2 separate regions of the Homo sapiens genome follow, and region 1 is linked to region 2. A link is a loop called in an ENCODE intact Hi-C map of the cell type or tissue named here. Cell type or tissue: HCT116. All regions are shown on one strand. Links, peaks and the distances in the headings refer to the core of each region. The heading gives the core; the rest is flanking DNA. Region 1 overlaps USP34 (ubiquitin specific peptidase 34). Region 2 overlaps USP34 (ubiquitin specific peptidase 34).

Evidence for each region. Hi-C counts contacts between places; a loop is a spot of excess contacts. Peaks named below come from ENCODE experiments on the same cell type or tissue, not always from the same donor. Only the 100,000 strongest peaks of a DNase experiment are listed, where the experiment ranks them.
Region 1: it touches region 2 in a loop (15-fold over the local background); 1 of 110 quality-filtered maps calls a loop at or near these places.

Annotation. Positions count from the first base shown.
Region 1 is chr2:61,243,773-61,260,033 of GRCh38, reverse strand. It overlaps USP34 (ubiquitin specific peptidase 34), which reads left to right. Exons shown (of 80, transcript NM_014709.4): 44 at 258-323; 45 at 2,684-2,830; 46 at 2,926-2,982; 47 at 3,084-3,161; 48 at 3,556-3,650; 49 at 11,351-11,523; 50 at 13,557-13,710; 51 at 14,746-14,824. It also overlaps the pseudogene BNIP3P45. Among named protein-coding and RNA genes, the nearest start is that of C2orf74-AS1, 74 kb to the right of the region's middle. RefSeq lists a silencer at 12,546-12,840. In HCT116, for the core only: no CTCF peak of the experiment used is centred there; no DNase peak of the experiment used is centred there.
Region 2 is chr2:61,319,184-61,335,444 of GRCh38, reverse strand. USP34 (ubiquitin specific peptidase 34) reads left to right here. Exons shown (of 80, transcript NM_014709.4): 19 at 1,474-1,563; 20 at 4,074-4,169; 21 at 9,988-10,070; 22 at 16,118-16,261. Among named protein-coding and RNA genes, the nearest start is that of SNORA70B, 90 kb to the left of the region's middle. In HCT116, for the core only: no CTCF peak of the experiment used is centred there; a DNase peak (open chromatin) is centred at 6,574.

The sequences.
Region 1 (16,261 bases), core at 5,561-10,560, 77 kb after region 2:
GTGTTAACCTAGAAAGTGATTTTTAAAATTCTCTCTTCGGTTTCCTTATAAGATAGTAATAGCTGTATTTATGTAACAAAGCATTACAATTTTTAATGCTATAATTACTAAAGAATTGAATGTGTTGGTGTTTTTCTTTTATATAGCCAAAAGAATGAAAACAGATACAGTGTACATTGCAAGACTTTCTTTGCTAGAATGCCTAATTTACTACCATCATGTCTGTGTTTTTAATGGTGTTTTCTCTTGATTTTCAGTATTCAGAGGATATGAAGCACAAGACCACTCTTCTGGAGCTTCAGAAAATGTTTACATATTTAATGGTATGTTTAAGAATCATGGAGGCTAGGCCAGGCACTGTGGCTCATGCCTGTAATTATAGCATTTTGGGAGGCCAAGGTGGGTGGATGGCTTGAGTTCAAGAGCTTGAGACCAGCCTGGGCAACATGGTGAAACCCCATCTCTACTAAAAAAAAAAATAAGCCAGGCATGGTGGTGCGTGCCTGTAGTCCCGGCTGCTTAGGAGACTGAAAAGGGAGGCTCGCTTGAGCCCAGGAGGCAGAGGTTGCAGCAAGCTGAGATCTCACTACTGCACTCGAGTCTAGGTGACAGAGTGAGACTCTGTCTCAAAAAAAAAAGAAACATGGAGGGAAACAAATTAGGTGTACCCTGTGACAAAACCTAAAAAAGTTAAATGGAGCTCGTTTGAACTGGCTTTGTCATAACTATGTACCTTTCTTTTTCTTACTTTTTTATTTATTTATTTATTTATTTTGAGACAGAGTCTTGCTCTGTTACTCAGGCTGGAGTGCAGTGGTGTGATCTCAATTCACTGCAACCTCCACCTCCCAGGTTCAAGTGATTCTCCTCCCTCAACCTTCCAAGTAGCTGGGACTACAGGCGCACACCACCACGCCTGGCTAAATTTTGTATTTTTAGTAGAGACAGCTTTCACCATGTTGGCCAGGCTGGTCTCGAACTCCTGATCTCAAGTGATCTGCCTGCCTCAGCCTCCCAAAGTGTTGGGATTACAGGTGTGAGCCACCGTGCCCGGAGCTGTCTGTCAGTTATCTCTGTTATTTGTCATAATAACTTCTAAAAGTTATCTCAGTTGTCTACATTCTGTTAATTTGTCCTTTGAAGAATCTGTTGTGTCTCATCCTTCTTCTGTCACAAGGTCCTCCCCTTTTATGCTTGCAGCTTTCTAGCTGATTTATCTTAGTATCCCTTAATTACAATGCCTAAAACTATAAAAGTGATCAATCTTTTAAAAAGATAGTAAATCTTACAATATTATTCCCCTGCTTAAAACTCTTGAGTGCTTCTTCATTACGAACAGAATGGTATTCGAGCTCATCACCATGGCACACACCCTCTGGGTTTTTTCCCCCTACCCTTCAACCTCCTATCTTATCCCTCTCCATTTGGAGCCCATCACCCTGCTGCTTCATTGCTTGTGGGTTTATTTATGCCATTGTTTCCTACCTGTGTCACTCTTCTCCATTTTCTTCTGATGTTCATTTTTCAAGAGTCAGCTTGGTTTCAAACTCTAAGAGACCATCTATTCCACAGATTAACCGGAGTATTCCAAGTCACCATGCCTCTTTGTTGTTTCTGCCTTGTATATATGTTACTTTTCTCACCTGTTAAATCTTGAGGACAGGGATTGTGTCATACTTCTTTGTGTATTTTTGACTATTTTTATTTTTTGAGGCAGGGTCTCACTCTGTCACCCAGGCTAGAGTTCAGTGGCACCATCTCGTCTCATGGCAACCTCGACACTGCTCCACTGCCTGGGACCACAGGCTTGTACCACCATGCCTGGCTATCTTCTTTATTTTTTGTAGAGACAGAGTCTCACTATGTTCCCCAAGCTGGTGCTGAACTCCTGGGCTCAAGCAATCAACTCGCCGTACCCTCCCAAAGTGCTGGGATCACAGGCATGAGCTATCATACCTGGCCTTTAATCTCCTTTTAACAGAGCTGCAAGTGCCATTTGAATTGACAAATAGAAAATTGCTGGTTTAAATGACTATTTTAAAAGCTATTAAAACAAAGTTCAATCTCTGGGAAAGTTTATTCGGCCTGTAAAGGTTGTATATTTTATGCTTTGCAATATAGATGTGAGTGTTTTTTTTGTTTGTTTTGTTTTGATTTTTTTGGAGATGGAGTCTTGCTGTTGCCAGGCTGGAGTGCAGTGGCACGATCTCGGCTCACTGCAACCTCTGCCTCCTGAGTAGCTGGGACTACAGGCATGCGCAACCGCACCCAGCTAGTTTTTGTATTTTTAGCAGAGATGGGGTTTTACCATGTTGGTAAAGGATGGCCAGGATGGTCTCAATCTCTTGACCTCATAATCCGCCTGCTTCGGCCTCCCAAAGTGCTGGGGTTACAGGCTTGAGCCACTGTGCCCGGCTGTGAGTCATTTGAGTCTCAGATTTCTTCCTAGAAATTCCTTGACTTGAAAATACAAATATCCTAGGTAATTTAAGAATCTTCTAGCACCAAGACCATTAAATTAAAAATACTATGAAAACTAAACAGAAAGAAATAGAAGCAACCATTTAAAACTAACTTAGTAGATTTACTACCTGTTCTTTTGTTTTTGTTATATGTTCATTGAAGAACCTATAATTTTCTTATTTTTATCTGACACTTAGAATGTTCCCCTTTTTATTTGCAGGAGAGTGAATGCAAAGCATATAATCCTAGACCTTTCTGTAAAACATACACCATGGATAAGCAGCCTCTGAATACTGGGGAACAGAAAGATATGACAGAGTTTTTTACTGATCTAATTACCAAAATCGAAGAAATGTCTCCCGAACTGGTTAGTATCAGAATACTGAAAAGTTTCTTTGAAATTTGAACAAATTTGCCTGCGTTTTAACTAGTTTCTTATTTTTTGTTTGTTTTATATTAAAGAAAAATACCGTCAAAAGTTTATTTGGAGGTGTAATTACAAACAATGTTGTATCCTTGGTAAGTATTATACCTGGTTTTTACTTTTTGGAGATCTTAATATATTTTCATTTATATTATAATTTACTAGTTTTTATTAATTTTTTATGTGTATTGATTAGGATTGTGAACATGTTAGTCAAACTGCTGAAGAGTTTTATACTGTGAGGTGCCAAGTGGCTGATATGAAGAACATTTATGTGAGTAATAATGCACATAATTTTTTTACTTTATGCTTTTACCTATTTGTGTATAGCGGGTTTGTGTTGGTCATCTTGATATTTTTAAACTTTTTTCATGTTTTTATGTATTTTCTTCTTACTGTACTATTCAAATAAGAGTTAAACATCAACCATAAAGCTTTTTCTTGCCCAATCAAAATTTAAATTTTTAATTAACCCTTCAAAAAAGTTACTAAGATTCATAGAATATCTTAATATGAGGAAAAACAGTTTTTTACTAAAATTTAAGAATTCACTTTTAAAAAAAAAATTTTTTTGCTGAGCATTCTGTCAAAATTGTAATTGCCACCTTTTGTATATTTGCATGCTATAAACAATAATATGAAACTTTTAAATGTGGTTTTATACACAGGAATCTCTTGATGAAGTTACTATAAAAGACACTTTGGAAGGTGATAACATGTATACTTGTTCTCATTGTGGGAAGAAAGTACGAGCTGAAAAAAGGTATGCTTTTTCAAATGTGATTTTTATTATGTTCACCGTAGAAGTGAAAGACAAACTAAGGGTAAACTAAGATTAAACTTTGGTGGAAATTATATGATGAAGGTAAAATCAGCTGCATGGAGCTCAGTCTCATGGAGCAACTTTTCATCTAGTTGTTCAGTGAATTACCATTTATTTTGACATATACTGAGCTGTATGAAAGTGGTAATCACTCAACTTGAAACAGTATAGATTTTGGGGAGCAGATACATGGACGATAAGTACATTGATCATTTTCATCATTATCTGTATCGAGTCTCAGATGTCTAGCTTTTGTGACATTTTCTTAAGTAATACAGTGGAACCCCTTATCCTCGGGAAATGTTGCAAGACCCCACAATAGATGTCTGAAACCTCAGATTGTACTGAACCCTATATATACTGCTTTTTGCTGTGCATAACATACCTATGATAAAGTTTAAATTACAAATGAAGCTCAGTATTCTTGCCCTTTGGGGCCATTATTAAGTCAAATAAGGGTTACTTGAACAGAAGCATTGCAATACTATGACAGCCCATGTAATAAGAGAGCTACTAAGTGACCAATAAGTGGGTAGTGTCTGCAACACAGATAAGCTGGACAAAGGGATGATTCATATCCTAAGCAGGATGGTACAAGATTTTATCATGATACTCAGAACACCACACCACTTATGAATTGTTTATTTTTGGAATTTTCTGTAGTAGCTAACTAGGGACTTTTTGTACTAGCTAGCCTTTCCAAAGTATTTTTTATTTAGCAAGCACTGTTGTGAGAACTTTAATCCAGTTAATCCTCACAGCATTTCTTTGCAATAGATGCTGTTATTATCCCCATTTTACATGTGAAGACATGGAGTCACAGAATAAAGAAACTTTCCCAATGCTGATTCCTAAGATACAAATAAGCAAATTTCAGGGAGATAATCAAGTTGAATTTGAGTTCTCATTGGGGCATCCAGCTAGAAAGGTCCTGCAGGCAGTTGGCTGTTACAGTTAGAGCTTGGTGAGAGGTCTAGAATAGAGGTAGATTTGGGAGTTAGTAACTGTTGAGTTAGAGTGTTAAATAAGTGTTTATACTATAATACATTCAAGCTGGTTCCCTTCCAGTGTATTGTTGTTATCTTTGGATGTGTATATTTTGGTACATTGATCAAAAATATTCTTCCTCAGCTTTCATTTTCAGTAGAATTTCTTGGAAAATAATAATTTAGTGGTCTTCAAATAAAAATTGCCTTACACATACAGTGGGTCCCATCTGTAATCCCAGCACTTTGGGAGTTCAAGGATGTGCACTTGAGCCCAGGAGTTTGAGGGCAACATAGGGAAACACTGTTGCTAAAAAAGTTTTAGAAATTAGCCAGACGTGGCATGCACTTACAGTCTCAGCTGTTCGGGAGGCTGAATCGGGAGGATCACTTGAGGCTGGGAGGTAGCTTACAGTGAGCCATGATTGTGCCATTGCACTCCAGCCTCGGCAAAAAATTGAGAACCTATCTCAAAAAAGAAAAAAAAATGCTATACTTGTTCTACTAATGCGTGCCAAACATTATACAATTTTTTCCCTTTATTATTATTCTTTGATGATTCACATGTTCCCCAGGTTGGTCTTGAACTCTTGGGCTCAAACAATCCGCCCACCTCAGCCTCCAAAAATGCTGATATTACAGGCATGAAGCCACTGCACCTGGCCAAAAGGCTCTTAAGAGCCATAAAATGGCAAGTTTAGGACAGAGTAGTTGAGTAAACATTTTAATTTTATATTGAAAGACAAATAGAAATCGGATTGAAAAGAGCATCTTATGCAGTTAGTTACTAAGAACGAATGCAGAGAAATAGAAATGTCCTTGAATGTGCAAAAAATCTAGGATTAGGCCAGCCTGCATTTTTAAGTAGTGTATTCACATGGAACAGTAGTGGAAAACAAGATTGGTAACACGATGGCATCAGATTATTGCCATCCAAGTTTTAGGTTTATCTGTGTGATTGAATCTATCAGAATATCTGCCTGAGAAATAATGTAATTGTTGGAAAAGACTTAAGAGCTAAGCCAACCTAAAAGTACAGAGGACAAAGTGACAGAAGAGAGACAAGGAAAGAAAGAAAATTAGGATAAAATGGTAACCCCCAAACTGGGAGGAGAATCTCAAGAAGAAAATAATCAATTAATATAATTCACAGAGATGAAAGACAATGACAGCTGAATAAAAGCATTGGGTTTTTCCAGAAGGTAGTTTAGTGATGTGTTTTGTCAGGTTATAGGAATAGAAGCAACATTGTCGGGACACATGGAATCAAGCATAAATCATTGATTTTTAAAGTTTGGCAACAGGCCAGGCACGGTGGCACATGCCTGTAATCCCAGTACTTTGGGAGGCCAAGGCAGGTGGATTGCCTGAGGTCAGGAGTTTGAGACCAGCCTGGCCAACATGGTGAAACCCTGTCTCTACTAAAAATACAAAAATTAGCCGGTTGTGGTGGCTCACGCCTGTAGTCCCAGCTACTTGGGAGGGTGGGGCAGGAGAATCACCTGAACCTGGGAGGCAGAGGTTGCAGTGAGCCAAGACCATGCCCCTGCACTCCAGCCTGGGTGACAGAGCAAGACTATGTCTCAAAAAAAAAAAAAAGCAATAAAAACAGCAAGGAAAATAGTAGCCAGAAAGAGTCTTGGGGCTCAAACAAAGGATTTTTCTAGATGAAAGATATCTGAGCATGTTTGAAGGCAGAGAATAAAAAGTCATTATACAATAAGATACTAAAATTGCTTAAGAGGAGGTTTTCCAGGTCAGTATTTATTTGAAAGGGATGGTATTCATTTTTCCAATTTCAAGAAGGGTAGTTGGGCAAGTTGTTAGGTGGACATAGTCAAATGAAAGCGTAGCTATGTAGGCAATTACACGAAGAAGACAAACTCATCTGATGAGAGTTGGGTTAGGATAAGAGTTAGGGACGTATATAAAATGGAGTCAGTCAAAAGTTAACTGCTGTAGAGGAATATAATAAATGAGTCACCAAAAGATCATCAAGGGTCTGAGTCAAGTTCTTTGGAGAATCTCTAATTGGAATAAATGTATTGAATAAATCTGTCGTTCTTGATAACTCCCTTCTTTTGACTGATAAGATTCTGCTGTTTTTCTGAAATACCTGTCACATCTCTCCCAGGTAGTCAGTCATTTTTGTTCTTACTATACTTTTATATCTCTGTACTAACATAATAATCAACAGAAATGGGCCAATTGAGGAAGTGAACAAAGTGCTTATTATCCTCAATAGGATCATATACTGTTCTATTTTCAGACCTCTGGTTTTCTCAATCTATTCATTTTACCTCAGTAACTTATCAATCACCATAATACCAATTTTTTACTAATATGCTACTGACAAAGCATTCTAAACTAAGAAAATGACAGCTGAATAAAAGCATTGGGTTTTTCCAGAAGGTAGTTTAGTGATGTGTTTTGTTTTGTTTTGTCATCTTAGTTTAGAATGCTTTGCTGTGCTCTGTCACCTGTTCTCCAATCTTTCTGGATCTGCTCATCTCTCTTACTTATTGACACAATGCATGGTTTCACCCCATGCCACAAGCTCATTAGTTATTCTTCAGAATTGTTAGGATGAAGTTCACACTCTATCATTACATACATTTGACTCTGTTATACTTCATTTGTCAGTCTCCCAAATAATCTAAAATAGTGAATTTTTGAACTTTTTATTCCCTCTGCCTGTAACATCTTTCATTCCTTGTTTCCCTAAATTCATACTTTTTGTATTTTTGACTGTGTTCTTGGTTTAAATAAATTCTCGTTTGATATTTATGTGCAGTGGAAAATTATTCCCTAAAATTCATTTTTTTGTAAATCAGAGTTTGTATATTTTTGTCTGTTTAAATTGAACTTGAACTAGCAATATGTTATGGTATAGGATTTAGGTGACCAGTTGATTTTCTGCTGTTGCTGCTGCTGCTGCTGCTGCTGCTATTGTTACTGTAGTAGCAGCAATTGACACTTAACTGAATGCTGTTTGCCAGGCAGTGTTTCAAAGATAGTATCGGGTAGGTAATCTCCATTTTACAACCCAGCAATTGAGCTCAGAGAGGTTAAGTAACTTATATAGGGTCATTCATCTAATAAGGGATTACAGCCAGACTTTGCAATTCTGGTTCACAAAAATAAGTACTTTGATTCCTTTTATTTAGGGAAGAAAGGAAAACTCTGAACCAAAGACCTCCTTGGCCCTGGAGAATGATGGAACTCCTTTTCATGCTTCCATAGCACCCTTTTGTATCTTTATCATGGTGTTTACCGTAGTCTACCATAACATTTTATTTTTCTTATCTCGACATAGGAAAATCTTTTCAGAATGGAAAAAGTTGTGGGTGTGTTTGCTGTTTTTTTTTTTTAAACAAATTAAAATGTTTATTTAACAACCGAATTGAGTACGGAAAGATGAAACAAATGCACAGTCACGTATATACAGTATATCAAGGGGGCGGCCTTTCTAACAAGGATGCTGTAGAAAGAAAAAAATGTCCAAATGGGGAACAGTCCTGGTTTCATCAAGAAGCTTTTATGGCATTTGATGTTAAACCTTATGTAAATACAGTAATCTGATGGATTTGGCAAAGATTTTTTTCATTTCCAGTCTTTTAAAGTAGACACAAATTTGCTTAGAATAAAGCTGATTTTTAAGAGCACACAAAAGTTGAGGACAAAGGATAGGAATAAATTAACAAATGCAGAGTGATGAAGAGTAAAAAGATACTGAGCAGCTGACTCATCATCCAAGGTGGTTACCTAATAATCAGAGGATGAAGACCTTATACTGCAAAAGCAACAATAGTTTCGTATATAAACGATACAGCTGAGTTTGTAGTTATATCTTGGCTTCTATTTATTAAGAAAAATTAGCATAGTTATGTGTAATCTTTAGTAGACAACCTGCATTCATTTAAATTAAACAATATTTTCTACAATAGTGTAATATAAGGCCACAATATTTATTTTGAACAAACTCTTTAAAGTAGTGATTTTAATATCAGTGTTATTCATTCTTTTGAAATATAGTTTTTTAGCTGAATTAAGTTATAGATAATTTTTACAGTACTACATCAAGACTAGTAAAATTGTTTGTATTCAGATATTTATGTCTAATATCCAGTGAAAATTTACTACCAAGTTTTTACAGTAGATTCGTTTATTTATTTACTTATTTATTTATTTATTTTTTTTGAGATGGAGTCTCGCTTGATCACCCAGGCTAGAGTGCAGTGGCACAATCTTGGCTCACTGCCAGCTCCGCCTCCCGGGTCCACGCCATTCTCCTGCCTCAGCCTCCTGAGTAGCTGGGACTACAGGCGCCCGCCACCACGCCCGGCTAATTTTTTGTATTTTTAGTAGACACGGGGTTTCACTGTGTTAGCCAGGATGGTCTCGATCTCCTGACCTCATGATCCGCCTGCTCCAGCCTCCCAAAGTGCTGGGATTACAGGCGTGAGCCACCGCACCCAGCCTACAGTAGATATTAATCATTCTGACTTGCCTATTGATCCCTTAAGTATAATTGTAGATCGGCCTGATTTTAGTGTCTATTCTTTGATTTTACTAAATTAGGAATGCAGGAGTTACAGAACAAGTACACACAAGTGATGCAGCCATACAAGGATCATAACAGCTCTTCAATTAACTATGTGCAAGCTCAAATACAATCCCACTAATGAACAGCCAGGTTCCAATTCTTCATGAAAAGGTGCTGGTGGAGGTTGTCAGCCACCTTTTAATAGACATTCCCAATCCAGTGGCCAGTAAATGAGAGAACAGCAGAGATGGAAGAAAAACCTTCAGAAATTTTGCAGAGAATATGCCCTCTTTCTTCATGATGTTTGTGTTTCTCATGCTGAGAGTGGCCATGCATGTGGGGTGTTTAATCTATAAACAGGAGAGACTAACAGTACCTTCCTTATAGGATTGTTGTAAAAAGTATATGCGTTAATGTACAGCAAGCCCTTATGAGAGGAACTCCTTGGGGGGAATATTTTCTGGTTAACTCAACCAATCCCATGTCCAATCTGAGGTTTTTCTTTCAAAATGCTTTCAACTTCTTTCCTTCTCTCAATATAACCTTCCTCAGACTGAGAGCTGTTTTTCTTTTCTTTTTTGAGTCTCGCTCTGTTGTCCAGGCTGGAGTGCAGTGGTGTGATCTTGGCTCCCTCCAACCTCAGCCTCCCGAGTAGTTGGGATTACAGGCTTGTGCACTACCGCACCCAGCTAATTTTTATATTTTTAGTGGAGACATGGTTTTGCCATGTTGGCCAGAATGGTCTCGAACTCCTGGCCTCAAGCAGTCTGCCCACTTTAGCCCTCCAAAGTGCTGGTATTACAGGCGTGAGCCACCGCGCCTAGCCTGAGAGCTGTTTTTCTCTCCAATGCTATGGCTGGCTGTTTCAGCAGCTCTGTTAGTATCTTCTGATGTCTGAGAGCGAGGTATCCTGTCACAGTGAGAACTCTTGGAGATATTCTGTCCAGACTCATGCTGGGCATCTAGTAGTACTTTTTCCATGTCACTGGTAGAAACAGAAACAGGCTGGAACACTGCCCCCATTCCTATTATTGCTAAAGTGTAATTCTGCCAGGAGCCCTGCAGACTCTTCTTCTGCATCGTGGGGACTCTGCTCTGTGACATGGTGCTAGAGGGTGGCTGCCAGGCATCGGGCTGCCCTTCAGTGGTGGGCCGTTGGAAAAGGGCGAGCAGGAGTGCTGCTGCCTAGTGCTCAGGGACTGACTGTATAGTTTTAATAAGAATGTGATTTAGAATACTTCTATAGTCTCCCTTCTCTGTGGTTTTTCTTTCTGCAGTTTGTTACCTGCAGACAGGCAAGGTCTGAAAATATTACATAGAAAATTTCAAAAATAATTCTTAAGTTTTAAATTGCCCACTGGACTGAGTAGCATGATAAAATCTGGCACAGTCCCCACCTGGGATGTAAACCATCCCTTTGTCCAGCATGTCCATGGTGTATACACTACTTGTTCATTAGTCACTTAGTGGCCCTTTTGGTTACCTTCGCAGTATTGTACTGTTTGTATTCAAGGAACCTTTATTTTACTTAATGGCACCAAAGTGCAAGAGTAGTGTTCATTAACAGTTGGGCTTTGCCAAAGAGAAGCTGTAAAATGCCTTAAAGTTCTCAATATGAAAAGAAAAAAATCATACGATGAGGTTGCTAAAATCTGTAAAATTGTGAACAGTGTATTGTTAGAATTGTTCTATTTTATTAATACTTGTTAATCTCTTGCTGTGCCTAATTTATAAATTAAACTTTATCTGGAATAGGGAAAGAAAACATACGATGAGGTTGCTAAAATCTGTGAAATTGTGAACAGTATATTGTTATAATTGTTGTATTTTATTAATACTTGTTAATCTCTTGCTGTGCCTAATTTCTAAATTCGCTTTGTCATAGGTATGTTGGTTTAGGAGAAACCGTAGTGTATATAGAGTTTGATACTGTCCTCAGTTTCAGGCAGACACGGGGTGTTCTCAGAAGGTATCCCCTGTGGATAAGGGGAACTACTATACTTCTTAACTCTGAGTTGAAAATTGAAATGGATATAGCATAACAGAAATCAAACCAACTGAAGTATTTGTAAAAAATAATCTTTATTAATTTTTTTCTTGTCTCTCAGGGCATGTTTTAAGAAATTGCCTCGCATTTTGAGTTTCAATACTATGAGATACACATTTAATATGGTCACGATGATGAAAGAGAAAGTGAATACACACTTTTCCTTCCCATTACGTTTGGACATGACGCCCTATACAGAAGATTTTCTTATGGGAAAGAGTGAGAGGAAAGAAGGTGATTTTTTCATTTCTTTCTCTTGTCTGTGATTATTGTCAATCTCCATAACAAGGTAGGCATAATTATAAAGTTGTCATCAACTACACAGTTAACAAAAATTGAATCTTAGAAGGGAGAAGGTTAAGACAATGTCATGCATTCAGTCAGTTAACCAGTAAATATTTAGTATCTACTAGGACTATGTTCCTAGGCACTCTTCTGTATACTGGAGACACAGTGGTGAACAGGATAAGCACGGTTGTTGCTCTTGTGGAGCTTAAATCTCGTGGGGTAAGTCTTTTTATGTTGTTTTTTGTGGGGGTTTTTTTTTTTTTTTTTTTTTGGTCTTCTGAGACAGTCTTATTTTGTCTCCTAGGCTGGAATGCAGTGGCATGATCTTGGCTCACTCCACCTCCCAGGTTCAAGTAGTTCTTGTGCCTCAGCCTCCCAAGAAGCTGGGACCATAGGCACGCACCACCAGGCCCAGCTAATTTTTGTATTTTTAGTAGAGACAAGGTTTCGCCGTGTTGGCTAGGTTGGTCTCGAACTCCTGACCTCAGGCAATCCACCTGCATTGGCCTCCTCAAGTGCTTGGATTACAGGTGTGAGCCACTGTGCCCGGCCTCTTGCTCGTTTATCCTTCTTTAGGAAGGGTGCAGTGAGTTGAGATTGCACTACTGCACTCCAGTGTGGGCGACAGAGCGAGACTCTGTCTCAAAAAAATAAAAATAAGTTGTAGGACATGGACCAGTAGAGATGACAGGTGAAGTTAAGAAGTGGGCATTGTATGTATACATTCTACTTTTTAGACCTATTATTAAACCATTTGAAAAATTAGACAGGTGCAGTGACACATGCCTATGGTCACAGCTATTAGGAGGCTGAGATGGGAGGATCACTTGAGCCCAGGAGTCCAGGGCTGCAGTAAGCTATGATTATGCCACTGCATTCCAGCCTGGATAGTAGAGCAAGACTCCATCTATTTGAAAAAAAATTTTTTTCTGGAAGAGTAGAGCAGAACCTCCTCACAGCTGTGCTTCATTATATTTCTTGTGATGTTTCCACTTGTGGAGAGAGCAGAATTTATGCCAGGATAAAGGAATTTGTTAGGCCACAAGTGATGCAGTCAGATCCTGGCACTGCCTCCATAAGCATATCTACACTCCTCAGCCACTGTCTTGACACCTTGAGTCATACCCTTCTCTTACTGACCTAATTATCTCTTCATGTTCCAGTTCAGACTGTACCCTCAAGTCAGCCAGATCTCATCATTTCCTTATTCTGTATTCTACTTTTCCCTTTCTGTGTGGTAGTGGGAATACAGATCATAAATCATACATCATCTTCAAACTTATTAGACCACTCTACATTTTTTTTCCTCAGTATCTTTTATTACCTTTATATTTTAAATCTTTGGGGATAGGAAGTGTACCTTTTTCTTTATTTTGTTTCTGTCTACACAAATCTCTTAATACGTAGTGTTTTTTATTAACTGATATATATTTGGAAGCTGCCAGTACATTGGTTCGTTTTCCTTTTTTTTAAAAGGAAACCATGTTTAAACCACTTTTCTTAACATGAGAATAAAAGAAGTATGCTAATTCCTTTTTAGGTCTTAGGTTTGTCTGCTCCTAGTAAAGATTAAATAGAATGGAGCATTTTATATTACCTATTTCAAAAGATTAGTCAGATTAAAGAAATATTTTATATTTATACTTTATATTGAAGTTGTCCATAATTATGTATTAACACATGGTTGTTTTTCTAGTGGTTTGTTTAATATGTCCTTTATGGTAGTAGGCTAAGGATGGTGAATGACTAGCAGATAGTTGTTTTGTACCTATTTAACATATAAACTATTTGTGCCTATTTCTGTAAATAAAGTTTATTATAAAAGTGATTCTAAGTAACTCGTCACATTGGGAAAATTATTTTTATTTTATTAAAATGACTTAAAATATTGTAATTGATAAAGTTTATTTTAAAAAGTGTTTCTAAGTAACTGTTGTGAAGTTTGGAAAATTATTTCCATTCTGTGTAAATCATTTCAGGTTTTAAAGAAGTCAGTGATCATTCAAAAGACTCAGAGAGCTATGAATATGACTTGATAGGAGTGACTGTTCACACAGGAACGGCAGATGGTGGACACTATTATAGCTTTATCAGAGATATAGTAAATCCCCATGCTTATAAAAACAATAAATGGTGAGTTTTAAATATTTCAAAACTTCTTTAACAATTTATGGTAGTTTTCTGATATGTTTTCAGTGTTTAGTTTTCTAAAAACTTGCCACAAAAGTTGGAAATGAGGCAGACAAAATTTTTAAATGAAGATAACTTTCAACAGACAGTGTAAATCAGTTCTTAAACATACGGATCTTTTAACTCTTGAGAATTTGAATCCTTTCCTTGGAGAAATGAACACAGTTTTGCAGACAACTTTAGGAGATTTATAGACAACATTTCAACTCTTATCTTCTCTATTCATTCAAGAGCTGTTCATTGAATATCTTCTACAGTGTAGCCTTATATGTGCCATTAGAAGTTACCTGCATGCTCTGCTTGTTTCACCTCCTATTGGGAGGACCACACACACTTCTTTTTATCCTTTTATCAAGTTAATGGTTGGAAGTCATTAAACCAGTCCCCAGTACCTGTTTTTTGGTCTTCAGATATTGTTAGGTAGGGTCTGGCCTATAGGTACTATATGTGTGCTAGGCACTGTTCTAAGTGCTGGGGATATTGATTTGAAGAAAATGTACAATTGTTAATTGATTTTCAGTTAGCAGAATAATTTCATTGAGTTATTTTTCACTCCTTCACCCATCAGGTCCATGGTGCCTTTTCCTTTTTTTATCCATTTGAATGTTTCCATAAGTATATTTTGAATCTTTTTTTGATCATAAATTTTGAAATGGTACCTTTGAAAGTTCTCCCAATCTCTTAATTTTTCCTAATAGCGTTACATGTTATATTAAAGCAAACTTTTTTATTTCTTTTATGAATTCTTTTGTTAATCCTAGGTCATAAATGGATCTATCTGATTATAAGGTGCTTAAGAATATGTTATAAAATTATATTTCCAATTTCTAGTAGATTAGAATTGTAAAAATAAGAACTTAGAATTTACCTCATGAAATAATTTGACACTTGTAACATTGGTTATTCAAAAAATAGTAGACATAATATGAAGATACTCATTATATGCATACTAGATTAATACTATATGCTCTATTTTAGGTATCTTTTTAATGATGCTGAGGTAAAACCTTTTGATTCTGCTCAACTTGCATCTGAATGTTTTGGTGGAGAGATGACGGTAAGTTTTATTCAGAAATTATAAATGGTTTGTGTCCTTCCAAGTGCTTTGTCATATCATAAAATCCAATAGCAGAGTCGCTTAACTTTCTTTTAATTGCTATGATTAAATCAAAAATTTATTCAGTTTATATTTATTGGAAGTTTAGTATGTTCTCAGAAATATTTTTAAAGTGCTATTTCTGCTTTCCACAACAGCCCGATTAAGAAGGTAAGAGAAATAAAAAGCTTAGTAGTATGGGAGTTGAATTACAGTGCCATGAGAATAAGATTGAGTAAATTGTTTACTCAGTGAATTCTGTGGGATCAGAGCAAAGAGAAATTACTGTTTACTGACTTAATCTGAAAAATCTTTGACAAGGGAGTCTCTCTTAGCTTACTGTGGCTCAAGAGGCTACCTGATTCACAATAAGAAAAAAAGAAATTAAAAAAATGTTTGGCAAGGAAGTTGGCTTGAGCTAAGTTTTAAAGGATTGTTCTTTCAGTGCTTTTTATAACACCAGCAGCAACCTGGATAACACTAGATACTGGATAGAAAAAGGACATCTTCTATGTGACATAATTGAGAAAAGACTTTTTTTTTTTTTTTTTGCCCCCAAGTCGGATTCTTGCTGTGTCGCCCAGACTGGAGTCAGTGGCGCGATCTCGGCTCACTGCAACCTCCACCTCCTGGGTTCCAGCTATTCTCGAGTCTCAGCCTCGGGAGTAGCTGGGATTACAGGTACCTGCCACCATCCCCAGCCAATTTTTGTATTTTTAGTAGAGGTGGAGTTTCACCATGTTGGCCAGGCTGGTCTCAAACCCCTGAACCCAAGTAATCCACCTACTGCAGCCTCCGAAGTGCTGGGATCACAGACGTGAGCCATGGCACCTAGCCAACAATAGATATTGAAAAGACATTTGGGTTGGAGTATTGTAATAATTTCACTTCTCTATAGGCAGTTTATCCTAGTATCAATTTTCTGAGAACTGTTTTAAAATATTCTCTTGATTCTCACAAGACAAATATTAGTCATTTCCGTTTCATAGATTAGCCCAAATAAAGTTGTTTTTTTGACTTAACCATATTTGTTATGAATTAACCATTTACAGTCTGGATTTTATAGTTGATCTTAGCCGAAAGTTGAGAAATGATACACATTCCAGATTTTAATGAAGGGCTTCCTTATTGCTTCTCGGTGTTCTTGTCTACTCTGCTGAATGGAAAAAGAAAAGCAGTCCACTTGCTAACAATTTAGAAATGGGTAGAATAGGGAAGTAAATATTGAGTTACTGCTAAAGCCACCACTAAACCAATTGCATCTGTAGATGTTATGCCTAGAATGTCTCCTTTTTTTTTTTTTTGAGACAGTCTCACTCTGTCACCAAGCTGGGGTACAGTGGCGTGATCTTGGCTCACTGCAGCCTCCAACTTCTGGTTCAAGTGATTCTCCTGCCT
Region 2 (16,261 bases), core at 3,987-8,986:
TGAATCTTTTTATCTTAACCACATTGTTGCCTAGGATTATGTGTTTTGGTATTTGAAATTTTCAGTCTTGAAAGAATTTGTGAAATGTAAGTTTGACTATAACACTTCCCTTTTATGCTTTTGTTAGTTTTGTAAGCATATCAGTAGTCAGAACTACTTGGGCAAAAAAGTTGATAAGTCATTATAACATCTCATAGTCATTATAGGAGAAATTCTACAATTTAATCTTTATTGGAACGAGTTTTATATTTGATTTTGTAAAGTTTCCTTTTTCATTGAAACATAAATTATTATCACCAGGCCAAAATTATCTTTCCCATTCTGTGTTTTATTAATTTATAGTCTAAAAGCAGTACTTTCTGTCATTTAAAAACAAATTTTATCAGTTTTAATAAAATGTTTTAGTGCTTTGGGATGACTTTGACTCTGTCTGGTCATTATAGCACTTAAAATGTGTGTCTTTGTTCTTTGGAATTTGATTCTTTTAAATGGGAGAAAAGTTGGAAGTTTTTAGATAATCTTAGGAAAAACTCTTAAAAATCTTTAGCCATGTATAATGTAATTATTCCTCAATAATTCAGCACTTATAAATTCTGGAGAAAAGCATTCCTTTAGGGTAGGAGTAGAAGGAAGATGAGTCTTATTTCTACATTCCTACTTTTGGTTTGTGTCTTTCATGAACCACACCATTATTCACTGAACTCAGTCAATAACCACTTAATGCCTGGCGTCTTATTTCTCTAACGTCAAACATATACTTGCTTCCACATTGCATTTTATAAATGAAAACATGTTTATTGAAGAAAATTCAGGAAGTGAATAAAATTTACTTCCTAAATTTGTGAAAAATTTTTTCATGAAGCAGTATTGGCTTCTAAGATTAAAATAAGTTTAGTTCTTCATTAGAATTTGTTTTGCCTCTTTTAAGGCTCATGCAGCCAACCTCCTTTCCTACTTCCAGGATTTCTATGTCAGTATCTGTCCTGTACCTGTTCCTTTCAGAGGATAGGCAGACTCAGATCTACTTGAAGTTTTAAAGTAATTTCCTTTCCCCTTTCTGCTCCTTATACTTTTGAGGTATGTGGTGTGCTTCCATTAGTGACGTGGTTCATAAGGTCATGATTCTCAATTTGAATGCAAATCATATTGAGAATTTAGGAGAAAATGGTAATGACTTATGAAGAAATAGTTTCATTTAAGAAACATCTTTAAATGCTCTTCACTTGCTTTTTTACCCAGATATTTATAGTGTGTTTTACCTTAAAGATCTTGGATTGGAATTTTTTAAACTTGCAGTTCTTGCCCTAATATGTAAAATGAATTTATACTTCTGAGAAAAAAAGTTTAATGTTTGTGTAATAATATGTCTCTATGCAAGATTCATTAAATCTTTTAGCATTTAAAATTTTAAATGGCTGAATTTCTATAAAAAGAATTACTAAAATTATTTTGTGAATGTTTCTGCTGTTTCAGATCAGTAGTAATTTCACTTCGTCTTCTTCCAAAACTATTTGGTACTTTTCAGCAGTTTGGGAGCAGTTACGATACACACTGGATAACAATGTAAGTAAATAAAAGAAAAAAGTATTTATTTTAAAGATTTTTTTCTAATTATAGTTATCTAAAGGTTTTGACTAACCTACAAGCTTTTACTCTGTACCAGGAAAATTTGAGTTTCATGTGGTTTGTTTTCTTAGATTTTTCTGCCACTTACCCCTGTAGAGATTATATCCTGATCAGTAGGAAAATCTGTGTTTTGTTTTCTTTGGAGTTTGAGAACAGTACTTTAGCAATTAATACTCTAATTTTAGGGAGATTTTTAGCGTATGCAGCTACAGCAGAGTACTTTTGAAGAAGAGCCACACTAAAGTAAACTCTGGCATGCCTTTAATTTTTCCCATTTCTAGGAATTGGCTGTAGACCTAATGTCATGTTTGGGGTAATCTTGACACTACCTTATTACAGGTTGAGTATGCCTAATCTGAAAAATCTAAAATCTGAAATGCTCCATAATCCAACATTTTTGGAGCATCAGTAGGACACTCAAAGGAAATATTCATTGGAGCATTTTGGAATTTGGATTTTTGGATTAGTTATGTTCAACTGCTATGCATTCTGCGAATATTACGGAATCTGAAAAAATTTGAAACACTTCTGGTCTCCAGCATTTTGGATAAGGGATATTCAACTAGTTACTCCATTTATGGAGAACTTATGATTAATGAATGTTACAATAATTCTTCCAGAGGTAGAACTTTTATGTGAAATCGACCCCATGTTTTGGTAATAAGTCTAGAGAAAGTTGTCTACCACAAACAATACATTAAGAAGATGTGTTGTATGCTTTATTCTAAATAAGCTTTTGGAGAGATTTCGGAGACATTTGAATTTTAGGGAAAATTCGACTTGTTGAAGGATTCATTTGTGAGATCAAGTTCTCAATTCTAAGCTTAGGTGGTAAGAACACTTGCTTGCTTTCACAGTGGAGTATCACTTTTATAGTTCTTGGAAGTCTGCACTATAATTCCAGATTAGATGAAGTTAATTCTTCTGAGTCATATACCTTGCTTCTAATTGTTCTTTTAAAGGGAATATGTTTAATCTGGACCTTTATTATTATTTAGAAGTATCTTAGTCTCTTTCTTTGGTTAATACTACAGTAAGAATCCAGTGAAGGTTCTGTTTTTGCAAGGAAGGTCCTTCAGCTTCCAAAAGGAGGGGTAAGGGAAAGCATTTAACATCACTGAAGAACAAGAATAGTGTGAGCCATTTTTCATTGCCTCTTTCTATAATTTTTAAGTGGCTGAATTTCAAAATTCTAATGCAGTAAAGGCAGTCATTTGGTGCTAACACGGGCGAGCAGGTGTCATTATAGTCAGTGGAGGTGGTTCATATTAAGGAGTAACTTTCTTGTATAGAAGGGGCAGTCTCTGAATATTCAGTTACTTAATCAAGTACCCGAACCTAAATATATTGAGTTGAAACTCTTTTAGCTTGTTCCTTAAATTAAATGTAAATAAGCTTAATTAAGGAAAATTCACAGGGTTTCCATTACCACAAGAGATTGGTATCCTAAATCTCATAAACTACATCACTTAAAAGAACTCCTGTGGTTATTTGACATCAGTAACAACAAAAGCTGTCATTTATTGTGAGTCTAGTATGTATAGCAGCACTTAATATTTAGTACATATTATCTCTTAAACTCGTTCTAATGGCCCATAGTTTAAAATTGGAAACTTACCCTTGATTCTTCTAATAAACCTTCAAGCAAACAGACTTCCACAAGACAGCTTACTTGCCTGAAGCTGTGTTGTAGCAAGTGTATTGGAGCTGCCTTCAAACCCAAAGTCTTTTTCTTTCTACCACTTGACCTTTATTTAGTGAATAGCAAGGTGAAAGTAACTTCTGTTTAAAATATGGCTATAACAGAAACACGATGTAAATTACATGGAACTTAGAGAATTTTAATACTTCTACATCTGTACATTTTAGCAGATAAATTGCTAATAGGTGTTATATGAAATACATTATGTTAATTATGGAAGTTATGGACCCTGGGATCTCTGAATGTATATGCCACTATTTGTGTTTTCATTGTAGTATTTCTACATTATTTTGGAACTCAGTGCTGGGTATTTCTTTGATTTTTTTAAAAAAAATTTTGTTCAAAAATATAAGCAAATTAATGACAAAAGATATATGCAGTAAGTTTATTGTATGCCTTCTGTATGCCAGATATTGTGCTAAGTAATGACCAAAGCACATAGTATATTCTTATATGAAAGGGTATCATATTACTTTTAATATTAACTCAAATTAGTCATTGATAATAGTACTTTCACAGGCATTTTGAGATTAAAAACTTACAAAGGTACTTTAAATTCATAAAAATGAAGGAACATTGCTTTATATCTTTTCACCATTCAAATATAAATAAAACGTGTATATTTTTCGTAACTAAAATTTTACATTTGAAGATTTTTTTTAGATTTGCATATTTACTGTCATAGCATAGATTTATTCTCTTACCCTGCCCACTTTAAAATTATTTTTTCTTTTATTTGGGCCAGGTGGGCAGAAAAAGAACTGAACATGATGAAGCTTTTCTTTGATAATTTGGTATACTACATTCAAACTGTGAGAGAAGGAAGACAAAAACATGCACTGTAAGTACCTCTCAACTGGGTTAAATACATTTGTGTCGATGTCTTTCCTTTGAAAGATGATTTTCCAGTGTTTTAACTTTTTTTCATATAATAAGTAATTGTAACAGAAAACTTTATTTGTATAAAATTATGAAAAGGCTGCTAGAACTTTTTAAGCTGAAAGATTCTTAGGAGGTTACTCTTAAATTCTTAGGTAAATGTAGCTGGCTCACTTTTGGGGGTTGGTTAACCTTCACTATTGAGATTTGTTCAAAGATAACTGTTTTTAAGGAATCAAAAGTAAATACATTTTTTCAGAAACCATAGATATGCTTGTTTTAACAGTTTAGAGCATTGATTCTAAAATTTGTAAATATTTACTTCAAAAATAATTAACAGTTAATTTAAAACATTTTATTATAATTGCATACTAGTATTAGAAAGTTTAGGACGTGTGGAAGGTTTTAAAACTGGTGGTATATCATTAATATTTTCTCATTACATCAAAATATTCTCTGGATATATTCAAGTGATTTGGGACAAGAATTGGTAGAAATGGATTGGTGGTGGTATAGCTGTATTTGAAGCTTCTTTAAGGAGATGCATAGGAGATTCAGAAGATTTCTGCTGGTGAGCTGATTGTTATGGACCGATGTCCATGTTGAGGAAACCAGTTCAATGCCACTACTGGCATATTAATGAAGAAGAGGAGGAGTCACACTGTGATTGAAAAAATCACATAGAAAACTTCCACAAAGGTGGAAACTAAGCAGACTGTAGAAGTGTTCGGAAAAGTCATAGACCTTTAAGGCATGCATACTTCTAAAAATAAATTTACTTATTTCCCTGCACAAATCAGTTACTTCTCTAGATTTTATTTTTACTGTGTCCTTTAGGGTGCAGCTATCCTCCCACTTGCCTAAAACTTGAGACTTGAGGCATTTTTGTACTCTTATTTCCAAACATGAATAATGATGACGATGAGAAAAAAGCCAGTGTTAGTTGATATTTACCATTGTGTCAGATATCAACTATTTTAAGATATACAACAACCCATTTGAGACCGTTTTACTTTAGAAATGAGTATACTGAAGCTATATGATATGACAACTTGTCCAACGTCACACACAAAGAATAGAGCGAGCTTCTGTACCGACAGTCTGTTTCTGTTATAGAATTTGTATTTGTAAATGCTACATTATACTGCCATTAATCTCTACCTTTTTGTTAAAATATACCCCATGTCTTTTCACAAGTTGACATTTCCGCAAACACTACTTTTGTCCTTATAACCACCTCTAGTTTAGTCTCCTTGCCTCAGTCTTCCCATATGCTGGTTCATTCTTTCTATCTGTCAAATTAGGAAGGCAGTATGGTACTGTTGGGAAGCCCATGGGCTTGAGAATCATGCAGACCTAGCTCTAGGTTATTAATCTATTATTTTAACCTTATTTCAATTATTTACCCTTCTAATTCCAATTATTTACCTTATAAGTGTTTATAAGAATTTAATGAAATGATACAATGAATTGTACCTGGCACATAGGTTATCTACAAATTGTAGTTACCTGGTTAAAACAAATAATATAGCATATGAAATATACAAGAATTCTGTCTCTTAACCACATCCAGAGATTCTTCATGGCATAAAAAATAAAATACCAATCTCTTCAGCTTAGTATTCTGGACTGTCTATGAACTCAACTCAACCTTTCCAGTTTTATAATTTTTTTTGACAGTTTATTCTACAAGCTTATCAAATTATTTCTGGGGTATTTCTATTTACTGTATTCCATAGCTTTGCTTACAAAGTTCCCTCTATACAGGATGTATTATTTTAAAATTATATTAAAATTCTAACTGTTATTCCAAGTCAGTATCCTTCTTTTTTCCTATTGAAGCAGAGTTTGACGATAATGGTGGCCTCTTGAATCCAAACATTACATTTATGCTCTATAAAAATCATAGGATCACCAGGCATGGTGGCTCATGGCTGTAATCCCAACACTTTGGGAGGCTGAGGCAGGCAGATCACCTGAGGTTGGGAGTTCCGGACCAGCCTGACCAACATGGAGAAACGTCGTCTTTACTAAAAATACAAAAAAAAAAAAGGCAGGCGTGGTGGCGCATGCCTGTAATCTCAGCTACTCAGGCGGCTGAGGCAGGAGAACCACTTGAACCCAGGAGGTGGAGGTTGCAGTGAGCCGAGCTCGCACCACTGCACTTCAGCCTGGGCAACAAGAGTGAAACTCCGTCTCAAAAACAAAACAAACAAAAATCATAGGATCAACAAAGAGCAGAAATAAAACCACACATGGCCCACATTTTTATTAGGAGATGGGGAGTTAATTACTTGTCAGCAAAGAAATAAACACTAGGTTATAAAAGAGCTCCCACCACAGCTGTAAGCCTGTGGACTTGAAGAGCAGGACTTGAGAGGCATAGTGAAAGGGAAATGGAAGTCATAAAGTGAATCATCCTCGTAAAGAGAAAGTCCAACGTTAAGTATCAAAAAGGAACATAGGTCTGAGACTTAGTTGTTCACTGCATTGACAACAGTGAAGTTACTCACTTTGTTAGTGGAATCAGAGGTGAGCAAAGCATTGCTTCTGTGGTGAAAAAGGAGTAGGGCTCCTTGGAGATGTGTTTTTAGGGTATACTAGAATAATCTTTCCAACCTTTCAATCTGCCTTGTTGGCTGCCATCCTAGGAGAATAAAACTCTTAGAACAGAGAGATGTTGTCTGGACTATTTTGATACAATTTCCCTATTCCTTCAGGCTGTAAAACAAGTGTACATTTGCTACTCTTTGTTCATGCATACTTATTTCAGTATTTTTTTTCCAGTGGAGATTAAAATAGGAAAGTTCTGAAATTTTTCACCGAGGGGGGAAAAAGATTCTTGTAGCATGAAAGATGATATTTTTATTTTTTCATTTTGTAATTTTTGTTTTTTGATTTTATATTATTTTTTTTTCACTTTATTTTTTTTTTTTTGACGGAGTTTTTGCTCTTTTGCCCAGGCTGGAGTGCAATGTCGTGATCTCAGCTCACTGTAACCTCCACCTCCTGGGTTTAAGTGATTCTCGTGCCTCAGCCTCCCGAGTAGCTGGGAATCCAGGTGCCTGCCACTGCACCCGGCTCGTTTTCGCTTTTTAGTAGAGACAAGGTTTCGCCATGTTGGCCAGGCTGGTCTCGAACTCTTGACCTCAGGCGATCCACCCGCCTCCGCCTCCGCCTCCCAAAGTGCTAGGATTACAGGCATGAGCCACTGCACCTGTAGTATGTTCTTAAAAGGACATATTACGTGTTTCCTGAATCCAGTGCCCTCTAGAGAATATCTTGTCTGTGGAGGCTACAAAGAGATTTTCTTTTAAGGCAGTAATCTGTTACTAAAGTTTCATATCTTTGGGGAGACTGTTTTTGTCCTGTATTTCCTGTGATGTCAGAAGCCATGGACAAGCCCATGAGAATTTGTCAATATTGATACCATCTTTGTCTGACATCCCAAGGAATTTTTCTCACTGGTGGTTTCAGCAGCCCATAGGACCCTGATGGAGCCCACAGAGATCTTTGAAGTGCAGCATCGGGGCTATACTGTGGGAGTACAAAGGGACTAGACCCATGCCTTCAGGGTTATTAGTCCCTTATTCCGAGATGCAAGTATAGGGGAAGAATTATTTCAGATGTAAAGGCACTTAGTAAAGGGCAAGACTTTATTCTCCTTTTATGTTTGATTGATGTCCCATAGACAAGGCAAGAGGATACAGTAACGTAAAACCGCAGAACTGATGGGTCATACAACTCATTTTTGAATTTGTACTCAAGGCCTCTGCTACAAAATCCCTTGTTGTTTAACTTAAAAAGCCTAGAAGCCCTTAAGAGCTAGCTGTTCTTGAATTTTATCTGGGTTGCCTTATAGTCTGAGAGTTGCTTATCAGATTTCCTCTCCCCTACATCTCGTCATATGTATTTTCACTTTCACAAAGGTGAGTGCAGCATTAATGAGGCAAAAGTTAATCTTTTCTTTGCCAGCATTAATAAGAGACCCTAAAGAGCAGCAAAGGCATGTCCAGTGAACTCAGTCTTCAGAAAACTTAAGCTTTAAAACTTCAGTAATGAATTTAGTGCGATTTTGGGAAGCTAATTTTGGGATGCTGTTAAAATTTTGCTCTTACTTGTGGATTACAGGACATTGAATTAAGATGCCCAGGCTGTGCACAGTGGCTCATGCCTGAAATCCCAGCACTTTGGGAGGCCAAGGTGGGTGGGTCACCTGAGGTCAGGAGTTAGAGACCAGCTGGCTAATGTGGTGACACCATATTTCTACTAAAAATAAAAAAAAAATCAGCTGGGTGTGGAGGCATGCACCTGTAATCCCAGCTCCTCGGGAGGCTGAGGCAGGAGAATCGCTTGAACCCAGGAGGCGGAGGTTGCAGTGAGCTGAGATCACGCTACTGCACTCCAACCTGGGCGAGTGTGAAACTCCGTTTCGGCAAAAAAAAAAAAAAAAAAAAAAATGCCCATTGACCTTCTGCATGCTAGGTTATAGATCAGAGCATAGACCAGCCACTGTTTTATGTTGGCAAAGCAGTTTGGGCAGTTGATCCACAGTCTGCCTTTTGATCTGTAAAACAGCAATAATAGCTTATTATTGACTTAGTTTCATTGAGTGCTCAAGTACTTGAACTAGAATGTGATATTATAGACACAGTTAAATATGCAGTTCACTGGGGTTGCCAAAGGAAAGGAATCCTTTTAAAATGCAAACCTGGGCCGGTCATGCTGACACCTGTAATCCCAGCACTTTGCTAGGCCAAGGCAGGCAGATCACTTGAGGTCAGGAGTTTGAGACAGCCTGGCCAACATGGTGAAACCCCGTCTCTACTATAATAAAAATAACAAAAATTAGCCGGGTGTGGTGGCGCACGCCTAGCTGGGATTAGCTTGTAATCCCAGCTACTCCGGAGGCTAAGGCACGAGAATCACTTGAACCTGGAAGGCAGAGGTTGCAGTGAGCGGTGATTCTGTCACTGCACTCCAGCCTAGACAACAGAGTGAGACTCTGCCCCCCTTCCAGCCCCAAATACACAAATTTTTAAAAAAGCAAACCTGATGATTACCTCCACCCCAAACATGGTCCCCTCACCCCCACTCACCAGCACTCTTCCCTGACTTCCTTTTCTATCTCTTCTTTCTGACTTTGGGGCCGACCACAGTCTGTCTCTTGTTGATCTATTCAGACTCATCTCCTACCCTACCTCACTAAAAGTTGCTTCTTTAAAAGTTTCAAAAGCAACTTTTTTATTAAGCATCAAATTTTATGCATGTGAATTATAATTATTTAGATTGGAAATAACATTCAAAAATACAAATTTTGTATCAGCTCTACTTTTCATGAACTAGATTTATGGAAATATTATTTTATTAGTGTTTCTTGGGTACAGAATATATTATCACTAAAGGGACTATGATATGAAGTATGTACTTTTTAGATAGAGATGGTGTTTTTTACTTGTTGCCTATTCTAACTTATGTGTGTGTTACATACTTTTAAAATGACATACTTCCTCTGCTTCACTGTTGAATTTTTGTGTGCTTTCTTATGTAATTTGAAAGTAAACTTTGTTGTAGTTTTGAGATTTGTGTAATTTATTAAATAGTATAAATTTTTTTGTTTTGCCTTTATGAACTTCTTTCGTGTAACCAAAGATACTTAGTTAAAATAATTATGAATTATTAAAACAATTTTTGGTATAAGTTATGCATAGGACCACTAAATTTTTAAAAGTAATTAAGAAATAGGATATTTAATTATTTTAATGACTTTTAAATTATAGGTACAGCCATAGTGCTGAAGTTCAAGTTCGTCTTCAATTCTTGACTTGTGTATTTTCAACTCTGGGATCACCTGATCATTTCAGTAAGTTTTTTAATCAGTACTTTTTAAAAATCTGTTTTGACTATTGGAAGAACTAAATTTACTTTTGCTTCTGATTTCTGCAGTTTTTTTTTTTTTTTAGTTTAATTTAATTTTAGAGTCAGTGGGCACATGTATGTTTGTTACAGGGTATTGTAACAAATCCCTACCAGTATTGCGTACTGGTAGGGATTGGGCTTCTTGTGTACCCATTACTCAAATAGTGAACATTGTACCCGATAGTTTATTTTTCATCCCTTATCCTGTTCCTGCCATATCCCCTTTTGGAGACTCCAGTGTCTGTTAGTTTCATCTGTATGTCCATGTGTACCCATTGTTTAGCTCCTGCTTACAAGCAAGAATGTACGGTATTTGGTTTTCTGTTTCTGAGTTAGTTCACTTAGAATAATGGCCTTCAGTTCCATTTATGTTGCTGCAAAGGACATGATTTCATTCTTTTTTCATGGCTGCTGCAGTGATTATTCTTAATACATTTATAAATTATACCAACATTTAGATAATTTATTAAAGTAATTGAGATTGTTTGCACTTTAAATAAATTAAAAATTTTTTTTTAGTTCTATAAGACCTTTTCTCTTTCTTTTTTGAGACATGGTCTCACACTGTCTCCCAGGCTGGAGTTCAGTGATGCGATCACAGCTCATTGCAGCTGTTGACCTCCCCGGCTCAAGCAGTCATCCCACCTTAGCCTCCTCAGTAACGTGGGACTATGCACCACCATAGCCAGCTAATTTTTTTAAAATTTTCATAGAGATAGGGTTTCACTGTGTTGCCCAGGCTGGTCTCAAACTCATGGGCCCAAACAGTCTTCCTGCCTTGGCCTCCCAAAGTGCTAGGATTACCAGTGTGTCACTGCACCTGGCTGACTGCATCTTTTATTATTTTTGCTTGTAGAATCTTGCTGTCCCTTTGGTTGGAGATAGGTATTATTTATGTATTATTATCAGGGCTAATCTTTTGAAAATCACTTGGCTTTATGGGTGATGGAGACATTTAGAGGCCCCAGTTTTATTTAGTTTGACTTTAAACTCAGTTTCGTTAACAGTTAATTTTTTAAAAGTAGAGCTTGGTCTGTTATATTCAGGTTGTGTACCATATCCAAATCCATGTGGTTATAGATGGTCTCACAAGAGAGGAACGAGCTTGATTTCTGTTAGCCAAAGCTCCTTTTTCCTTCATATACTGACTGTCATCCTTTACTCTCTACATTCTTCTTTTTCTGTGTGTCAATGTCAAACCTTATTTTTTAGAAGGACATTGTCTCTTTAACTGTGGTTAATATATTGTCAGCCTGATGGCTGTCTTGCTAGGAGTCGTCATGACTCTTTTCAAGTCCATACCTATGCTTGAGATATACTGTGTTTATCTTGTTATTTAAAGTCTGTTTCTTTTTTCTTTTCAAACTATTTGTAACAAATGCCAGCAACACTGGGATAACAGATTTCAAAAATAAGCGACCTGATTTTGGTAGGAAATTTCTCTTTCGTGTTATTACGTCATTTATTGACCCATTATGACTGATAACATTCAAGAAATAAGTAAAATACAGCAAAACCAATCTATAGGGAGAAGTCAAACTAAAACACATATAGTCAACATAGATACCATGAACATTTAAGTTTCATATTTATTATACACAGTATAGATTCTCTGAGAATTTACAATAGACAATAGCTACTGTCCAGATAGTATCAAATCTAAAACTTCACTTCTCCCACATCATGGCTGTTCTCCCCACCACTTCACCTGCCCTCCAAGTGATCCTCCCACCTCAGTCTCCAGAGTAGCTGGGACCATAGGTGCACATCACCATACCTGGCTATTTTTTTTTTTTTTTTTTTTGAGGCGGAGTCTTGCTCTGTTGCCCAGGCTGGAGTGCAGTGGCACAATCTCGGCTCCCTGCAAGCTCTGCCTCCCAGGTTCACGCCATTCTCTTGCCTCAGCCTCCCAAGTAAGCTGGGACTATAGGCGCCCACCACCACACCCAGCTAACTTTTTTTTGTATTTTTAGTAGAGACGGGGTTTCACCGTGTTAGCCAGGATGGTCTCGATCTCCTGACCTCGTGATCCGCCCGCCTCGGCCTCCCAAAGTGGTGGGATTACAGGCGTGAGCCGCTGCGCCCAGCCTAATTTTTAAATTATTTGTACAGAGTCTCATTATGTTGCCCAGCCTGGTCTGAAACTCATGGACTCAAGCGATCCTCCTGCCTTACCTTCCCAAAGTGCTAGGATTACAGGCCTCAGACTACTGTGCATGGCTGGTTGTACTTCTCTTATTGGCACAGTTCCTGTTACCCATAACGAAGTTACTTCAAAGTTATATGTAATTACATCCAATATTTTAATACTGATTTTCAATATGACAATAACTATAGTCTTTTAAAAAATAACAAAAGTGTTTAAGTTGCTCATTGAATGTGGATTGGTGATTCAGCCAATTATGGATATACTTCTGTTTTTTTATTTAGTTGACTATAATTAACCTGGATACTCTTTATCTTGTTCTCCTTAATTAATGTGTTTAAGTTCTGATATATACTAAAATTGTTTTGGGTTTATTTATATTTGCTTCTATGGGCACAAGTTCTCAGAACAAATAATCTACACATTAACTGTTTCAGTGAGAAACTGATAGGATAACTTTTTTCTGATAAAACTCTTTAGACTGATACTGCTACTAGGGTGAATATTTCTGAGGAATTTTTCTGTATTTTGTCATTTCATCTACTTTTCCCAATAAAAGAAATTTCTTTTGATGGTACCATACCATCATGCCCCTTCTGGTTCTAGGGCACCACCCCAGGGTTTGGAACCTCTTAAAATGTACTTCAGAAATCCCTGGGATGTTTTGTTCTAACCTTTTGGACTGTCTAATTTTTTTCATACTCGTACTTGTGATTGCCTATAATGCCTTCCCTTTTGTTCTGAATAGTTCGTCTGTCTTCTGCCACACTGGGGCATCCTTTAATAATAATTGGGTACAGTACAGATTTTCTCTCATTAGCCTGACTCCCTAGCTGATTATGTCCTCTGATATGTTGCTGTTGTCTGTTTTAGGCAGTTTCCTTTTGCTTTCTTCATCATAAGGGTCCTTTTTTCTTTTTTTCTTTGTCTTTGTTTTGTTTTGAGACAGAGTCTTGCTCTTGTCACACAGGCTGGAGTACATTGGCGTGATCTTGGCTCACCGCAACCTCCACCTCCCTGGTTCAAGCGATTCTCCTGCCTCAGCCTCCCGAGTAGCTGGTATTATAGGCATGCGCCACCACGCCTAGCTAATTTTTTGTATTTTTAGTAGAGATGGGGTTTCTTCATGTTGGTCAGGCTGGTCTCGAACTCCCGACCTCAGGTGATCCACCCACCTCGGCCTCCCAAAGTGATGGGATTACAGGTGTGAGCCACCGTGCCCGGCCTCCTTTTTTCATATTTTACAAAAATAATGCTTACTTATTTATCTCCTATATACAGAGAATGACCTTTGAACATGGTATACACTCTATTTATAATACTCAAACCTTAACCACTGATTCCTCAATTTTTAGGATTACCTCCCCCAATCATTTTTACTATTATACGGATGTGCTCCTATTTTAGGGAGAAGAATTTTCTTCCTAAATGGGTTCTTTGAGAATACTTCGTAAGTTGTGTATTTTTAGGTGATTTACATATGGGTTATCTTAAACTACATTTTAAAAACATAAATTATGTGAAAATTCGTATTAAATACTTGTAAAAGGCTGTAAGATATCTCCTTTGTGTTTCTGGCTATATTGGTGTTTCTGGTACATTCATTTAGGGCCAAAATGTTGTATGAATGTGATTTTAAATTTTACAAATAGGATGACATAAGAAATACTTATTGAGATAGTTTTGTTTTGTTTTTTGTTTTGAGACGGAGTCTTACTCTGTCACCAGGCTGGAGAGCAGTGGCGCAAATCTTGGCTCACTGCAACCTCCACCTCCCAGGTTCAAGCAATTCTCTTGCCTCAGCCTCCCGAGCAGCTGGGACTACAGGCATGTGCCACCACACCCAGCTAATTTTTGTATTTTTAGTAGAGACAGGGTTTCACCATGTTGGCCAGGATGGTCTTGATCTCCTGACCTCATGATCTGCCTGCCTCAGCCTCCCAAAGTGCTGGGATTACAGGCATGAGCCACTGCGCCTGGCCATTTTTTTGTTTTTTTTTTTAAAGAGACAGTCTCGCTCTGTCATCCAGGCTGAAGTGCATGATCATAGTTCAGGGCAGCCTTGAACTCCTGGGCTCGAAGAGCCTTCCCACCTCAGCCTCCCAAGTAGCTAGGACTAAAGGTGCGTGCCACCCTGCCCAGCTACTTTTTTGTTTGTTTTTGACACGGAGTCTTGCTCTTGTCGCACAGGATGGAGTGCAGTGGTGAGGCCTCAGCTCACTGCAACCTCCACCTCCCGGGTTCCAGCGATTCTCGTGCCTTATCCTCCCGAGTAGCTGGGATTACAGGCACCCACCACCACGCCTGGCTAATTTTTGTATTTTTAGTAGAGACGGGGTTTCACCATGTTGACTAGGCTGGTTCTGAACTCCTGACCTTTGGTGATCCACCCACCTCGTCCTCCCGAAGGGCTGGGATTACAGGCGTGAGCCACCACGCCCAGCCTACAAATTTTTGTTTTTTAATTTTTTGTAAAGACAATGTCTTCCTATATTGCCCAGACCGGTCTCAAACTCATGGCCACAAGTGATTCTCCCACCTCAGCCTCCCAAAGTGCTGGATTACATGTGTAAGCCACTGCGCCTGGATGAGATAGTAAATATTTTATACACTTTTATATAAATAAACTACAGTAGGTCATCAAATAATGTTTTAACATTAATGAGGAAAAAAACTGATTCCTGGCCCGGGCCACTGCCTGTGCAGAATTTACACATTCTCCCCATGTCTGCATGGGTTTTCTCTGGGTACCCTGGTTTCCTCCCACATCCCAAAGACATGCACTGTGGATTCATTGGCATGTCTAAATGATCCCAATCTGAATGAGTATGGGTGTGTGTATGAGGGCAATCTGCAATGGAATGGCTTCCTGGTCAAGGTTAGTTACTGCCCTGTCCTTAAGATACTAGTCCCTGAGATGCTGGGATACGATTTGGCCACCCACAACCCTGAACTGGAATAAGCGAGTTGGAAAATGAGCAAATGAATGAATACAAATTGTAACATAGAAATTTGTAAGCTCTATCATATTCGTAGAAATGCATAGCCATAAATGATGTGGTACAAAAGCGAGCCCACTGAATTTGTTATTGTTTGTGTTTAAACTGTCTGGTGGTAGGAAGTGCTCCTTAGTGTGTTTAATTTGTAACCATTTAGTCCTTGATTTCATCTACCACCACCGATTCGCCAAAAACTGGATAAATAACTATCTTAGTGGTTTGTATTAATCTTTCTTAAATGTATATATAGCTCACATTTATTCCAGTGTTTAATATTCAAAGTGTTAACTTCTAAATAAGAAAGTTTAGTGAATTTTTTTTGGTTTTTTTGAGATGGAATCTCGCGCTGTTGCCCTGGCTGGAGTGCAGTGGCCGATCTTGTATCACTGCAACCTTCACCTCCCAGGTTCAAGCAATTCTCCTGTCTCAGCCTCCTGAGTAACTGAGATTACAGGCACACGCCACCATGCCCAGCTAATTTTTTGTATTTTAATAGAGGCAGCGTTTCACCATGTTGGCCAGGCTGGTCTGGATCTCCCAAGCTCAGGCAGTCCACCCACCTCGGCCTCCCAAAGTGCTAGGATTACAGATGGGAGCCACTTCACCTGGCTGCTGTGATTCTTTTTTTTTTTTTTAATCATAAATATGCTGTAGGAACATAACTCTTATTTATATCAATTAACATATGGTAAAGTTAGTTTCATTATGCATCATTTCAATTAAAATTGCAATTTCCAAGAACCTATCTGTGTTAAGTGAGGACTTACTGTACATACACATGCCTAAGAGAAGTTTAATTTTTTTGTATGTAGTTAATAAAGTATAAAATTTATAATTTTTATCTAGGGTTAAGTTTAGAGCAAGTTGACATCTTATGGCATTGTTTAGTAGAAGATTCTGAATGTTATGATGATGCACTCCATTGGTTTTTAAATCAAGTTCGAAGTAAAGATCAACATGCTATGGGTATGGAAACCTACAAACATCTTT